Linked DNA regions of Mus musculus: region 2 is linked to region 1. Evidence: chromatin contacts called from ENCODE Hi-C or POLR2A ChIA-PET data. All regions are on one chromosome and are shown on one strand. Each heading gives the region's core, a stretch centred on a gene start or an enhancer-like site at or near the end of the contact. The rest is flanking DNA. Distances are from core to core; before and after follow the strand shown. Region 1 holds the start of Arpc4 (actin related protein 2/3 complex, subunit 4). Region 2 holds the start of Rpusd3 (RNA pseudouridylate synthase domain containing 3).

Evidence for each region. A loop is a pair of places that touch in the nucleus more often than their neighbours do. ChIA-PET counts read pairs that join two places held with the same protein, here RNA polymerase II (POLR2A).
Region 2: a loop to region 1 is called in a map of heart, with 3 times the contacts of the local background. The contact joins the promoter of Rpusd3 here to the promoter of Arpc4 in region 1. A Hi-C loop is called at or near these places in 2 of 37 maps with a recorded cell type or tissue (both heart). POLR2A ChIA-PET finds 5 or more read pairs at or near these places in 3 of 5 experiments (Patski and embryonic stem cell).

The regions. Positions count from the first base shown.
Region 1 is chr6:113,375,170-113,381,634 of GRCm38, forward strand. It overlaps Arpc4 (actin related protein 2/3 complex, subunit 4), which reads left to right and starts at 2,944. Exons shown (of 6, transcript NM_026552.3): 1 at 2,944-3,039; 2 at 5,557-5,675. The coding sequence starts at 3,037. Tada3 (transcriptional adaptor 3) reads right to left here and starts at 2,669. Exons shown (of 10, transcript NM_001372392.1): 1 at 2,147-2,669; 2 at 1,723-1,776; 3 at 671-895; 4 at 1-90. The coding sequence starts at 1,728.
Region 2 is chr6:113,414,767-113,421,837 of GRCm38, forward strand. It overlaps Rpusd3 (RNA pseudouridylate synthase domain containing 3), which reads right to left and starts at 4,574. Exons shown (of 9, transcript NM_001033204.1): 1 at 4,452-4,574; 2 at 4,044-4,183; 3 at 3,265-3,309; 4 at 3,081-3,180; 5 at 2,538-2,645; 6 at 2,375-2,459; 7 at 2,023-2,146; 8 at 1,541-1,680; 9 at 553-956. The coding sequence starts at 4,552. The coding sequence ends at 765.

The sequences.
Region 1 (6,465 bases), core at 1,694-4,193:
TCCGTGTTTGGGGGGAGCACCGAGCTCGTGGTCGCGACCTAGCTTCAGGAATCGTCGGTCCCCTTTCTTATCCTGCCAGTCAGTAAGGATCTGAAACACACAAAGACAACCCCTGAGACGGAGAGAAGAGACAGGGCACTTCTTTCCCCGCCATGGATAACTGAGATCTAGAATTTGAGGTTATTAAGCAAACTACTCATATTTCAAAATGCCTGTTCTTCTCTGTGATTTTCTCACATGAATTTAACCGGAGGTCTACATTCTGATTCACTTCTGCTGCCGCCCAAGCTAGTCACAAACGGTTTGGCATGGTAGTCCTGGGGAAATCTGCTGCTGCTGGGTTTTTTGGTGGTGGTGAACAAGACTCCCAGCTAACCTTTATGTCACACTCCAAGGCACCCGGTGGTTCTGTCTATGCAACTGACTGTATCACAGTGCATCTCAGAAAGTTCCCAGGCAACTTCAGGGGCCACACGTGGGCGGTGTCCACCTACAGTCGGATAGCATCCTTGGCTAACGGTAAGCTGAACTGAGAGCTAACTATTCTGTCATGATTCCCATGTGGGTCTCTCTTCCCATCCATCCCTGGGCCTCAGCAGAGAGGGAACCTAAGGATCCATCCCATAACTTGACACAATGTCTCTAGTGGATGCCCCCCATGGACAATCACCTGGGTTTCAGCTTCCAGTACACGCAGTCTCCGGCTTGCAGAGGACAGCAGAGTCTCAAGCTCCAGCTGCAGGGTGTCCAGCTCCTCAATGCCAATGCCATCGTCCTCGGAGCGGGCCAGCACTGCCGTGTAGCGGGGACAGACCTTCAGGTGGTCCACAGACTTGAAGTCATGAAACTGCAGTGGACAGTCCTTCAGCTCGCTCATGGCCCAGGAGGTGGGACCCTGTAAAATTAGAGGGGAGAAGGCCATTGGATAGGAGACAAAGTAGCATGGGGAGAGAGACCCAACAGAGCCCTGACTGTACCCCAAGCTAGGTTGACTTCACTGAATTATGCACATAACCTTAAAAGGGGGGCCTTTTGCCATGCTTTTCATTCATTCATTCATTCATTCATTCATTCAACATAATTTCTCTGTATAACAACTCTGGCTGGCCTGGAATGAACTCTATAGACCAGGCTGGCCTTCAATTCAGAGATCACCTGCCTCTACTGGGATTAAAGGCGTGTGCCACCACTGCCTGGTTTCTTTCTTTTGACAAAGAAAGGAAAAAGACTCCAGAAGAGTATGTACACATGCCTAGACTCCTAACTGCAATTTATTGTCTTTTTTTGTTTTGGTAGCACTGAAGGGTCTCACACATCTCCAGACCCTACCTCACCCCCATTTTGGGGTGGGGGAGACAAAAATCTCATTATGTAGTCTTGAGTGGCCTGATACTCATTTGCTACATAGATCAGGATTCATAGAGCTCCCCCTCCCGACCCCCACCCCAGAAAGCACCTGCCTCTGAGTGCTGGGATAAAGATATGCACTCAGGTTGGTCTCAAACTAGCTATGTAGCCAAGGTTTTGTCTCCACCTCCCAAGAGATGGAATTTTAGGCATGTACCACACCTGATTTATACAAGCGCTTGTTCATTCTAGGCACAAATTCTCCAAACTTAATTATGTTACAGTTACATCCAGCCCCCCCCCCCTTTCATGAATTCCAGGCCTTGAACTTATGATCCACCTGCTTTAGCCTCCCAAGTCACTAGGTGTACAAACCTGCATGATTAGGCCGGCCTCCTAGTTGCAATTTGAACCGCAGAAGTCTGGAATCTGCAGCATTAAGGAAGAGGAGATACTAGTGTGCCCTGTCTTCCTATGTCCTCTGTTTCCCTACGTTGGGTCGTTTCTAGCATTCTATTTGACAGGGTTCTCCCTGCCTCCTCTTGTCTCACTCCATTCCACCTCTGCACCTTCTCTGTGTCCCTGGCTAGTTTGGAACACAGGCTGGTCAGGTGAACAGAACTAAGTTCCAGCCCATTTTCTTATGTGCGTTTCTAAACATGTTATTTAACCTGAATCTCCGGTTTTTGTTTGTTTGTTTGTTTGTTTTTCTTTTTTCCAGGACAAAAGATGATGCCTCAGTCTATTTCCCCATTAAGAAGTATAAATCTGTAAAATGGGGGCATCGAGAATTACCTACCTCCCTGGAATGTTCTGAGGATTAAGAGGTGATGCTCGTCAAGTGCCCAGTTCAGTGCCTGGCACAGAAGTGGGACTGCTTAATGGCTGGCTCCACCTGTGTGTCGCCCCAAGATCCCGCCTCCAGGGTCCTCGTCCTCTAGGGAGCCCCTAACACAACCCCCGCCTCTCCTACCTCCTCTCTGCGGCCTCCTACAGGCCCTGGGCCGCAGGAGGGGGCGGGGAGTTCAGGGCGATCGGAGCAACTGCTCCGGAACTGGCTATGGGCGGGCCCCCTGCAGTTGACGCGAGGGCGGGGACGGCCAGCCCAAGGTGGCCTGTAGGGCCGGGGTGGGGGTGGGGGTCTAAGGCCACCTACGAATCTCCGGGAGGTGGAATGCTAGGCCTGAGGAGTCCCGGGCTAGGAAGCAGCCCGGGGCTGGGGTGGGGCCCAGAGCCCAAATCTCAAGGGACTGGCTACCCGGCCGAACCCTACGGTTGCAAATGGGAGGAGCCCGGAGAGGATAGGGGAGCACCACCGGAAGAAACGTTTCTCCGGTTCGGCCTGTCCTAATTTGGTGCCCAACCTGAGGTCGGGCTGTACTATTGTCACACGGGGGGAGGCTACAACCAAAGCGACAAGCACTAAAGGCGCTGGCGGAATATGTGTAGCGATCCAAGGGGACTCGACCGCTACTGTCTCATAGCAGGTCTTCTACAAGTCCCAGAGGTCCCAGTGTGAAATCGCCCCGGAGATCTGAATATCTCTCGGCTCTCCCTCCCCGGTCCTACCCGAGATGGTCCAGCCCGGAAGTGCTGTCGGAGACTGCGGCTGCGCCTCTCTCGAAAGGGCAGGCGTCGCGGGTCCGGGCACTTCCGCACTTCCGCTTTCCGGCCCAGACAGCGCCCGCGATGGTGAGAGACCAGGGGTTGGGGTCCTCCCTGTGTTTTGCCTGTAGAGGCTGTGGGTCTGGGGGAGATGCTGCTTGCCGCTAGGGCTTGCGGCCCGAGGTTGCCCCGGGATGAGGAGGCACGGGGAGGATGGAGAGGCAAAGGGTGGGGCGAGGGCCGAGGCGAGGAGGAAGGGGCGAGCCAGGAGGCTCTCTGAGCAAGAGCAGGCCCGGAAGCTTCCAGGTTGGGAATCCCGGGCTAGAATGACCTCTCCCCGATGTTCGGAGGGGGCAGGAGACCGGGCTGCGAAGCCCGTGGTGGTGGCTTGCAGCTGAGGTAGGACCGCTCTGCGGGGCCTCCTCTCCGTCCACGGTAGAGGTTGGCTAAGTACAACCCCCTGTCCCTGCCTGCCTTCGCGGTCTCACGGGACCTCGAGGCAAGTGTCCACTTCATCTTCTTACTTCTTGGCGCTTCCTGGAAGCCTTGCCTTCCAGCTCCCAATGAAGGTTCTGTGTTGCTTGCCTGCATTCAGACTCCTTCCTAGATGTGCAGAACCGTGTTGACCTTAACGTGTGTAAATGTTGATGGCCGCTGGTCCTCCTCTTTCATGCTCGGGTTTGGGATCTGTGGGTGCTCCGTGCAGTTGTTCTCCGAAAGGTCCCAGGCTTCCCACTACTTTCTCTGGTCAGCCCTTGACGACCTGAGTTCTAAAGGCTGGACTGCTTGTTGCACGCCCGGGAATGCTCTCAGGGAAGAGACTTTGAAATTAGACCCTCTTTTTCAAAAGTCACTTTTTAAAGCTTGCTCCAGTGTTAGTCCTAACTGGTTTCATTCCTTAGCGTGAAAGCCATTTCCTGCTGACTGAGTTTTGACTTTGCGTTTTTAAGCATTCAAGTTTATTGTACAATTTCTTCAAGCCACTAAAGGGTAACTATCACAGGGCTGGTCATCTAAAATTTAGTTTTCTTTCAATGAACCTTGACAAAATAATCAGGTAGCCACAATCGAGGTAGAGAAAAGAATATTCTATCACTTTCCCAACGGTACTTGTCACCGCACACAACTAATTTTGCCTTTCCGGTTTTGCCTCTTCTTGGTTGACATAAGAGAATGCTGTGGTATGGAGCTAGAACCCACTGCTGAACTACATGACAGCTGTTTTTTAGCCTTTATCCCCTCTGTCTGATGTTTGTCTGTCCGTGATCCTGTGCTTGTCTCCGCTGCCCCACGCAGCCTGTGCCTCTTCTCTGCCACAAGTCTCACTTCCTTCTCCATCCCGTCCTCCAGAGAGCCTCTGTGCAGCGGTAGCCCTGTAACTTCCTTCTCAGAAAGTCCCAATGCTTCCTGCTACATTGAGAGAAAAACTCAGTGGAAAGCATTCTAGACTGTCTAGGGTTTTATCCCAGCCTGCCATTGCAGCCTGATCTGTGCAATTTAAAGCAGTTTTCACATACAGAAACCTTGCACTCGTTACCAGTTTGGAAAGTCTTAATGCTCTTGTGTAAATCTAGCCCTGCTTAAGTTAGTTCATTTGTTCATTTACTCTCCAGAAAATTGGTTTGACCTGATGTATAGGAGGTGCTGGGCTAGATACAACCTGACAACTGAATAGAAGTTGATGTCTGTAGACCACGAGAATTACAAACTGGTGAAGGAAAAATTTATTCCTAACGTTCTGTTGTGAATTTTATGTAAAGTGAACATACCATAAACTGTAAGAAATGCATTGAGGGGGAAGTCAAAAAGGCCACTTTGAGGAAGGAAGGGGCCTTCTCCACTGAGCTGAGCTCTGAGAGGCTGAGCTAAGCTGCGGGGAGGAAGGGCTGCAGGTGATGGATGCTCCAGCATGTGATAAGCCCTGGGGGGAGAGAAGCCTTGCCCGAGATAATGTAGCTGGTCATTGTAGCTGACCTTGTCCACTGAGAATGGACAGCTTTTACTTTTTCTCATTGTAGAACCGTCCTGATCCTGTATCTGGTCAAAACCAGTTTCTTTAGACAGTCTAGATTATTTTTAAGACTAGCTAGTTTTATATGTTGCCCTCTGTTAGCCCTTGTGATTCTCGCCCAGTTGAGCTGTTTGAGGGTAGAAGAGAGATCACTTCTGAATTCCCAGCAAGTTCAGGACATGGATTGATACACTTGTCAGTGCAGTCAGCAGATAGGGATATGGCTCCTTCTAGATCATCAGCCTTACCTAGCTCTGGCACTGGTGATGCTGTGTAATTCTGTTGTGCATGCCAGGATATTGCAGCATGTCTTGCCTGTGTGCACTTATATCTGTAGTATCCCTGTCCCCAGGCTATGACAGTCAACTATTTCTTCAAACTTTGTGAGATGCCAAGCTGGATTATCTGCTGCTGGGAACCACTCGAGATTTTGAGTGGACTGCATCTTGAAGACTGGCTGTAGTCTGTTCTGTGTGACAGCCCTGCAGGAAGCCTTCGGTACTGCCTGTTGTGTAGGAGCTGCAGTGAGGGACTGGCTTTGCTTGGCTGAGGCAGACTCTGACCCTTCCTGTGTCTTGGGTTTATTCCTGCAGACTGCCACTCTCCGCCCCTACCTTAGTGCCGTGCGGGCCACGCTGCAGGCTGCTCTCTGCCTGGAGAACTTCTCCTCCCAGGTCGTGGAACGACACAACAAGCCAGAGGTCGAAGTCAGGTAGGGAACGAGGTCAGAGTGGGGCCGAGAAGAACATCCCCCAAGAATAAGCCCTGCCCAAGGGGGCCAGGGATCTATGCTTTTGCACTGTCAGGCTACCTTGAGTGACATTGGTCTTGTTGCCAGATGAATAGTTCCTCCTGATTTGGTTAATTCCAAAGCAGGGTCATAGGGCTCCCATTCAGAACCTATGGGAGACCTACCCCAGAGTGTGACCTTTAGAGCAGAGCTCTGGGGACGTGTCTCCAAAAGCGTGACAGCCACCGGCAGCCCCAGAAGGTCACAGGATTTAGATCCCAGAGATGATGCCGCTAAACTTTATTAATGTAAGGATCGAGACTTTTTTTTACTTTTGATCTTTAATATGTCTGACAACTTAGACCTTTTTACACTCCATATTTTGAAAGCAGTCTTCTCTTGACTGGTTTTTATTTCATAAATAAGTATTCTTCCTCTTTGAAATTTCACCTGGCAAGGAGATGATAGAACACTGCTAATCCCAGCACATGGGAGGCTGAGGCAATAGAATCACAGGGACAGGGCTAGCCTCAGCTACACAGTGGATCCTCTCTCAAGAAACCAAAAGCTGCAGCGGGGGTAAATCTGCGGTGTACATAGTTGTGATAAGCCACGCCCCCACATTAGATGATAAAGGTAGTAAACCCAGGTCCTTGGGACAGGCTAGGCACACACTTTACAACTGAACCGTATCTCCAACTCCAATGTAATTTATATGACTCAAACTATTGTAGCGTTAGGATGGACTGCTGCCATTTGAGAGACATGGTAT
Region 2 (7,071 bases), core at 3,324-5,823, 41 kb after region 1:
GCAAATAGTAGTGTGGGGAAGGCCAGTCATCAAGGATACCTTCCTCCCAAGGACAAGTTGGACTGGTAGAATGGCTTAGACCATTAGGACAAGATATGGACTTTCCCTAAACCTCAGCCCTTCTCTAGAGGGTATAGGTCTGTTTCTTCCCTCCATGAGGGGGGTAGTCAAGCCACCTAAAACTGGAAGACCAAGAAACAAACCCAAGTGAACCATGGCATTTCCTACCTGTGGAGGGTTGGCTGGTCCTCCACAGCAGTGTCTACCTGTAGCCTGTGAACATGTTGTGAGTGGAGAAGGGTGTTGAAGTTCAGTGAGCTATGTTCTTCAAAGTAAGAAGAGCTCACGCCTGTACAGTGGTGCGTGCCTGTCATCCCAGCACTCGGGAGGCAGAGGCAGGCAAATCTCTGAGCTCCAGCCCAGCCAGGGATCCCTGGTCAGACCTGGTCTCAAAACCAAGCAAACCTCCTCCTGGCCAGGAGAACAGCAGATGCCACCTCCTGACCTGGCCACCGTTCTCTTGAGCAGAGAGCACAGTCCTTGGTAAACATCTGCTTTCTCATTTCTGGTAAACCAGACCAGGAGGTAGAACTTTTATTAAGTCCAGAGAGAAGTCACCTGCCCAGTGCCACACAGCAATCACGTGGCCTCTCTGGGATTTGATCTTAGTTTGTCAGACCAAGGAGCCCAGGGGCCTTGGCTGTGCTCAGCACCAACTCCACTCGCCTTATTCTTCCTATTTTCCATCTGGGGTCAGGCACAGTCTACTGTTGAGAGAGCCGAAGGCACTGCAGGGTCCGAGAGAAGTAAGGGGGCAGGGGTGCCAGAAGTTCACTAGGGGGGTCCCTGGATCCGGTGCCTGGGAGGAGGAGGCGGTGAAGGTGCAGGTGCAAAGGCATCTGGGCCACTTGGGAAGGACTTAGGCGGAGGTGTCTGAGCAGGGCTTCATCCAGGACCTGGGATGGGAAAGACGGTGGCCATCTAAGTTCTAGCCAGAGGGAGCATTCCGCTCTCATGGACACGGAGGGAGACCGGCAGGACCTCCCTGATCTGTAACTGCAGTAATGTTTTTTTTTCTACAGACAGGCAGAGTTTTCTTCAGCTTCTTTTGTGTTTAGTGAAGCCATGTGATTAAGCCTCTGGCCAATGGGATGTGAGAAGTGGTACACAGACCTGGTCCTCAAAGCCCCAACTCATACAAACCTCCAGTCTCCCCTTCTGGCCAGAAAGCAATAGTCTTAGTCCCAAGTGGCTGCCTAGAGCCAGGCCCACTTCTGCTGCACTCCCATTCACTGGACTCAACACGAGGAAGAAATGATGCACAAACGCTCGAAAGGATGGTGGAACGTGAGGACCTGTAATGTCAGCTTCCACCACCTCCAGCTCATGGACAAGAGGCCTGAGCCATGCAGCAACCGCAGGGACACAGGTGGCCCTAGACACCAAGCCAGCTGCCTCCTAGTCTAAATGTGCATGATATCTGGGAGACACAGTTCCCCCCAAACCCACAGAGAGCAGGCATATGGGACAGGGGACCTACCTGTCTCTGGGGCTTGGTGGTCTCGGCTGGCCACAGAAAGCGCTGGCCCAGAACGGTGCCCACACGAGCAGCATAAGTGTGGTCCCCAAGAATTGGACAGAGCTGTAGAGCCATGTGTACCTGCAGCTGATTGGGGAAGACTGAAAAGGTGGGTGGGTGGGGGGGAGGTTGGGAGGCAGTTGCTTGTCCTGGCTGTGCAGTACTGCCCCCATCCCTAGAAGTAAGATGAAATGACCTCGGCCTCCAGAGAGGATCATGAGAAGGTAAGAGCAATGGCAGCTGGCAACCTGCCCAGCCTGAGGGTTCAACCCTACGCAACTGAAGCAATAAGGATGTGTGCTGAGTGCCAGATTGTGGGTGTGCACCTAAAACTGCTGCCTCCCGCTGAGCCCATTCACATACCCCTGGGGTCCACCACATGCTCCCTGACTGTTGTCAAGCACTGTCTTCCTCACGGGTCTCATAACCCGCAGCAGACCCACCTGTCAGTGGCTGCAGCTGGACCAGGGCACAGCCACGGCCTGTGGCCATCACATGGAAACGGCTGAGGGTCCTTTTGACACCTTCCTGGATGTCCTTTCGAGATGGGGACATCACTGGGACTGCCTAGGGTACCAGTCAAGAATGACTTAACACATCCCTAGGACTTTGTTGAGCACCACCCCCCACCCCCTGCTGCCAGTTGCCAGTTGATGTAGGACAGGGCCTCCACAATGGCAGCAGCCATTTGCCTGTTAGGAGACAGCAAAACTAGCCACCCCAGGTGCACAGCCTGGACTCCTCTGTAAGGCAAAAACCGAAGGGACACCACTTCCCTGGTGGTCTCTGACTTACAAGATCAACGTCATTCATTTGTTCCATCTTCAGAGGCATGCAGACTGTCCCCTCTGAAGGCTCAGGGATGCCATCAGTGACAGCACTAAGAAAGGGAAAGGAGGTCTCAGAGCAGCCTGGTGGGACCTTCCCTCAGTCCTGGGAGTGACCCTGCACCTCTCACCAGTAGGTGGCTGTGGGTCTCTGTGCTCTCCTTGAGTGGATAAAGAACTTCTGCAGGCGGCTTGCTGTCTGGGGACAGCTGGAGAGGAGCACAAGTCCGGAGGCCTCCCTGGAAGAAGGGGACAAATCACATAAAGCCTCTTGGTCTTGAAAACGAGCTCTAGATGGCTGCTCTTGCAGAGGACCAGCATTGAGCACCCGCATGGTGGCTCACAACTATCTGCGATTCCAATTCGAGATCAGATGCCGCCTTCTGGCCTCTGAGGGCACCAGATACACACTGTGGTGCATAGACATACATGCAGGCTAAACACACTATACACAATAAGGATAACCCCCATCCCCAACTAAAGGCTGGACAGAAACACCAGGACTAGAATCCAGACCTGAGAAACAAGTCATAAGGCCTTTTCTCTCTCCCTCAAGAGAGAGAGCCGAATGCGCTAAGAGTTAACACCAATGTCCAGGGCCTACCATGTATCAGGCATTTGAATAAGACTTTTACTTACAGTGGGTGTAACATACACCCCACACTATCACTTACTTCCCAGGTGCTCGCACAACCTGGAGCTCCTGGTGTTCGAGCCCCAGGGCCTGGCTCAGCTGCGGCAGCACAGATAGCAGCGTCAGCTCTCCTGGTCTCCCTGGGAGGGAAGAGGACAAGCTGCCAGCGTGCCATCCAACCATCTCTACCCCAGCCTTGCCCTCCTCCCTGCCCATGCCCATACCTGTCACAGGCAGACCCTGTGGCTTGTTCAGTGTCACCAGAGGTCCTGAAACAGTTCATGGATGTCAGCAAAAGCAGGGAAGCATGTCTGCATGCAGCCTCGGGGGTGGGGTTGGGGGTGGGGGTTATACAATCCAACCCCACTTTAAATAGCACTTCCTAATCCCTGTACCTCGGAGCCTTCATACCTGCAGTTCCAGGCTTCCATTCCCATTGGCTCCAACATACCTCAGTATAATGTGTGCCCCTCCTACAGTCCTTGACTGTTGCGGGTGGAGGGGGGCTCAAACACCAAGTCAGCCTCAAATTCACTACACAGCTAAGTCTGGTCCTGAACTCCTGATTCTCCTTGCCTCTACCTCCCAAGTTCTGGAATTACAAGTGTGGTTACCACGCCAGCAGCGATTGCTCAGTAATTCTCACATTAGGACGCTGGATCTCGCAAGGCAGGGGCCATATTTATCCCAGAACTGTGAAGCCCCTCACTGCTACATGAACATACAGTCGTGAAGCAACATGTGGGTGCTGACTGCTGGTCCTCTCTGCAAGAGCAGCCATCTAGCCCTCTTATGAAACCAAGAGGCATGCCGCTTACAGAGGCCAGCTATAACTAACCCCAAAGCTTTTTCTGATAGTTAACTTCTGTTACAGCTGCTCTCAGAACACAGGGAGGAGTGAGGTATACACCTCTCCTCGTGATGGTGAGGCTAGGAAGAATGTGACTGCTGGCCTGGCTCCTGCAGCAACAGGGGAGGCACAGGAGCAGCAGGCTCCCCTCACCTTTCTGATCCACCACAGCTGCCCTCAGGACATGAGCCAGCTCCTCCAGGCCGAGGTTCTCCGTCCTCAGCAGCCCCGGGAAGGGCTGGTCCTCGACTAGGTCCTTGTGCTTGCTGGAGCGGTGAGGTTGAGACGGACGCCTGAGAAACATGGTAGAAGCCTGTACCTCCCTCCCTTGCTCACCCTGCCTAGTCCAGCCTCTTCTTAGAACTCCCGGGCTCAGCAGACAGGAGTCCACCTACCCCCCAAGACTTTACCAAAGAGGCACCAAGGCTCAAAGGTCCAATGACCTAGTGCCGGGTCTCACAACATAGTCCGGCTTAGAACCAAGTACTGATCTGAATTTCATGCCTGCCCTCTCCTTGATCTAGTCTCTCCCCATACACGGAAGTGGAGTGTTATAATCACCGGGCCTCGGTGCCGAAGCCGGCATCCCTCTGCCGTGCGCAAGACCCCAGCTCCGGCCGCCAGATCATAGAGACATAACGCAAAACTCTCAGGGCTCCCATTGCCGGGGACCAAGCACAGTACGCATGCGTGTCCACGGACAGCTCAACCCCACCTCCCGTACATCCTCCGTGCGTAGATTGGTCAGGCAGGCTGTCAATCAAGGCAGAGGGCGCTCAGACGAGCGAGAATCCGGGCTTTGCCTCCCCTGTAGAAGAAAAAGTGCCATTTAGGGTTCTGGCTTTTGGGAAAACTGAGGCACGAGGCGGGTTATTTACTCAAAGTAGAGGACGTGTCTTAGAATAAAAAGGGTCGAGAAGACTGTCGTTTCAATTTTGGGGAACCTTAATCTGAAACCCTCCCTTGTAAAACCGAGGGAGAAGAAAGGTGAAGACCGGTATGCAGCCTTTCGGTCAGTACACCTGTCTGAAATTGTAACAGCCTGTGACATAAAAGGTCCCAAAGCTGTGGCTCAGGTGGTAGAGAGGCTACACAAGGTCCTGGGTTCAATTCCCAGCACCGTGTATGTAGGTCACAAAGAACAAGATCACAGATACTGGGTTGGAGACCAGCCTGGGAGATGCGCAAGGCCCCTCTATGAAAAGAAAATCAAGGTAGGCTGGGTGTGGTGGCGCATGCCTGGAACAGAGGCAAGTAGTTAGCTGAGTTTGAGACAAGCCTGGTCTACACAAAGAAAACCAGTCTAAAAAGAAAAAGAAAGAAAAAGAAACGAAAGCTGTGAGTTCCACCCTGGCCAGTATGTCTCAAAAACAAAATACACGGGCGTAAAATGAAACAAAATGGAGACTGGTTAAGATTGCCTGTTGTTGCCGGGCATGGTGGTGCACGCCTTTAATCCCAGCACTCAGGATGCAGAGGCAGGCGGATTTCTGAGTTCGAGGCCAGCCTGGGCTACAAAATGAGTTCCAGGACAGTCAGAGCTATACAGAGAAACCCTGTCTCAAAAAAACAAAACAAAACAGAACAAACAACAGGATTGCCTGTTGTTTTCAGCACCCACAGCCTTGGACTCAAAACCTCCTTTAACACCTGTCCAAACACACAGACATATGTACATAATTAGCAATAAAATAGACCAGACCTTTAATTCCAGTATCGGTCTACATAACCCTGTCTCAAAAAAAAATACAAAAGATAGTAACAATTTTATGCGCATAATAAAAACAGTGAAATAGAAATAATGACTGAAAATAAAAAGAAAGTCTCTTTTTGTTTGTTTGTTTTGTTTTTCGAGACAGGGTTTCTCTGTATATCCCTGGCTGTTCTGGAACTCACTTTGTAGACCAGATTAGACTGGCTTCGAACTCAGAAATCCGCCTGCCTCTGCCTCCCAAGTGCTGGGATTAAAGGCATGTGCCACCAGGCCTGGCGAAAGTGTCTCTTTTTAAAAAGCAGTGGGGTATAGTGGCACACACCTTTAATCCCACCACCGAGGCAAGAGCAAGAGGATCTGTCACCAAGCTCCCAGGCCTGAGAGCCTTCCTGAAAGGACTCCAGTACTAGCCTGTGGATTCTGGTGGGGGAATCAGAGGGGTGCGATGCTCCTTCCCTCCCTTCATTTAGAGGGGGAGGCTGCCTCCTGCACAGCTCTCACCCCAGGTGTGACCTCCCAAGTTCAGCTGGGAGAAAGTTAACCTCCAAATTCATATCAATGGTATTTGGAGACCAGCGTGATTAGTGTTAGACAAGAATGTGAAGGGGGTGTTCCCCATGATGGCTTAGCTTTCTAGGGAGGAGAGGAGAGAAAAGAAACCCTCTCCCTCAATGTGGGTCTGCTCCCTCCATGTTAGGGTGCACCAGAAAGGGCCCTACATATGCTAGGTACATGCTGGCTTCATGTTCTTGGACTCTGCAGCCTCTAGAACAGTGACCCAGACAAACTCTGCGTGTGTGTATTTTCTTTTTATTTACATGTAAGTGTCTGTCTGTCTGTAAGTATATGCCACATGTATACAAGTGCCCCAAAAGGCCGAAAAAGGACATTGGATCCTCCAGAACTGGTGCTATGGGCAGTCGTGAGCTTCCCACGGGCACTGAGAATGGAACTCAGCAGCAAGTGTCCTCAAACCAAGTCATGTCCCCCACCCAACAAAGATAAGCATGTTATCAACTTTCCGAGATGGTGGTTTGCTATCCTTCCTTCATCGCGGCTGACGGATCTCCCCACACTTGCTAGGCAAGCTCGCTATGACCGAGCTGCAGACTGGGTTCAGGTGTTTTGTTATAGCAATGGAAAACAGACGTAGGTGGAAGGCATAATGACTGTGAGGATGTGCAGCCAGCCCTGACTGGTGGCACTGTGGTGTTCCAGAGATGAACTGAGCTCACTATCCCAGTCTTCCAAGCACTCAGACCTGAGCGACCATTCACACACATCCCCTGTGATGACTAAAGAAACATAATATGGAGCCAGGCATCCGGTAAAGGCCACGGACCTGTTGCTCTGGAATGCCTGGGAGATCCTGGTGGCCTGCGGGGGAGGTGTCTTTGCATCTGTAAAACCTGCAACTTGGGAAAGGGATGGCGTGGTCTTTTATTACTATGTAGCAGGAAAGTAAGG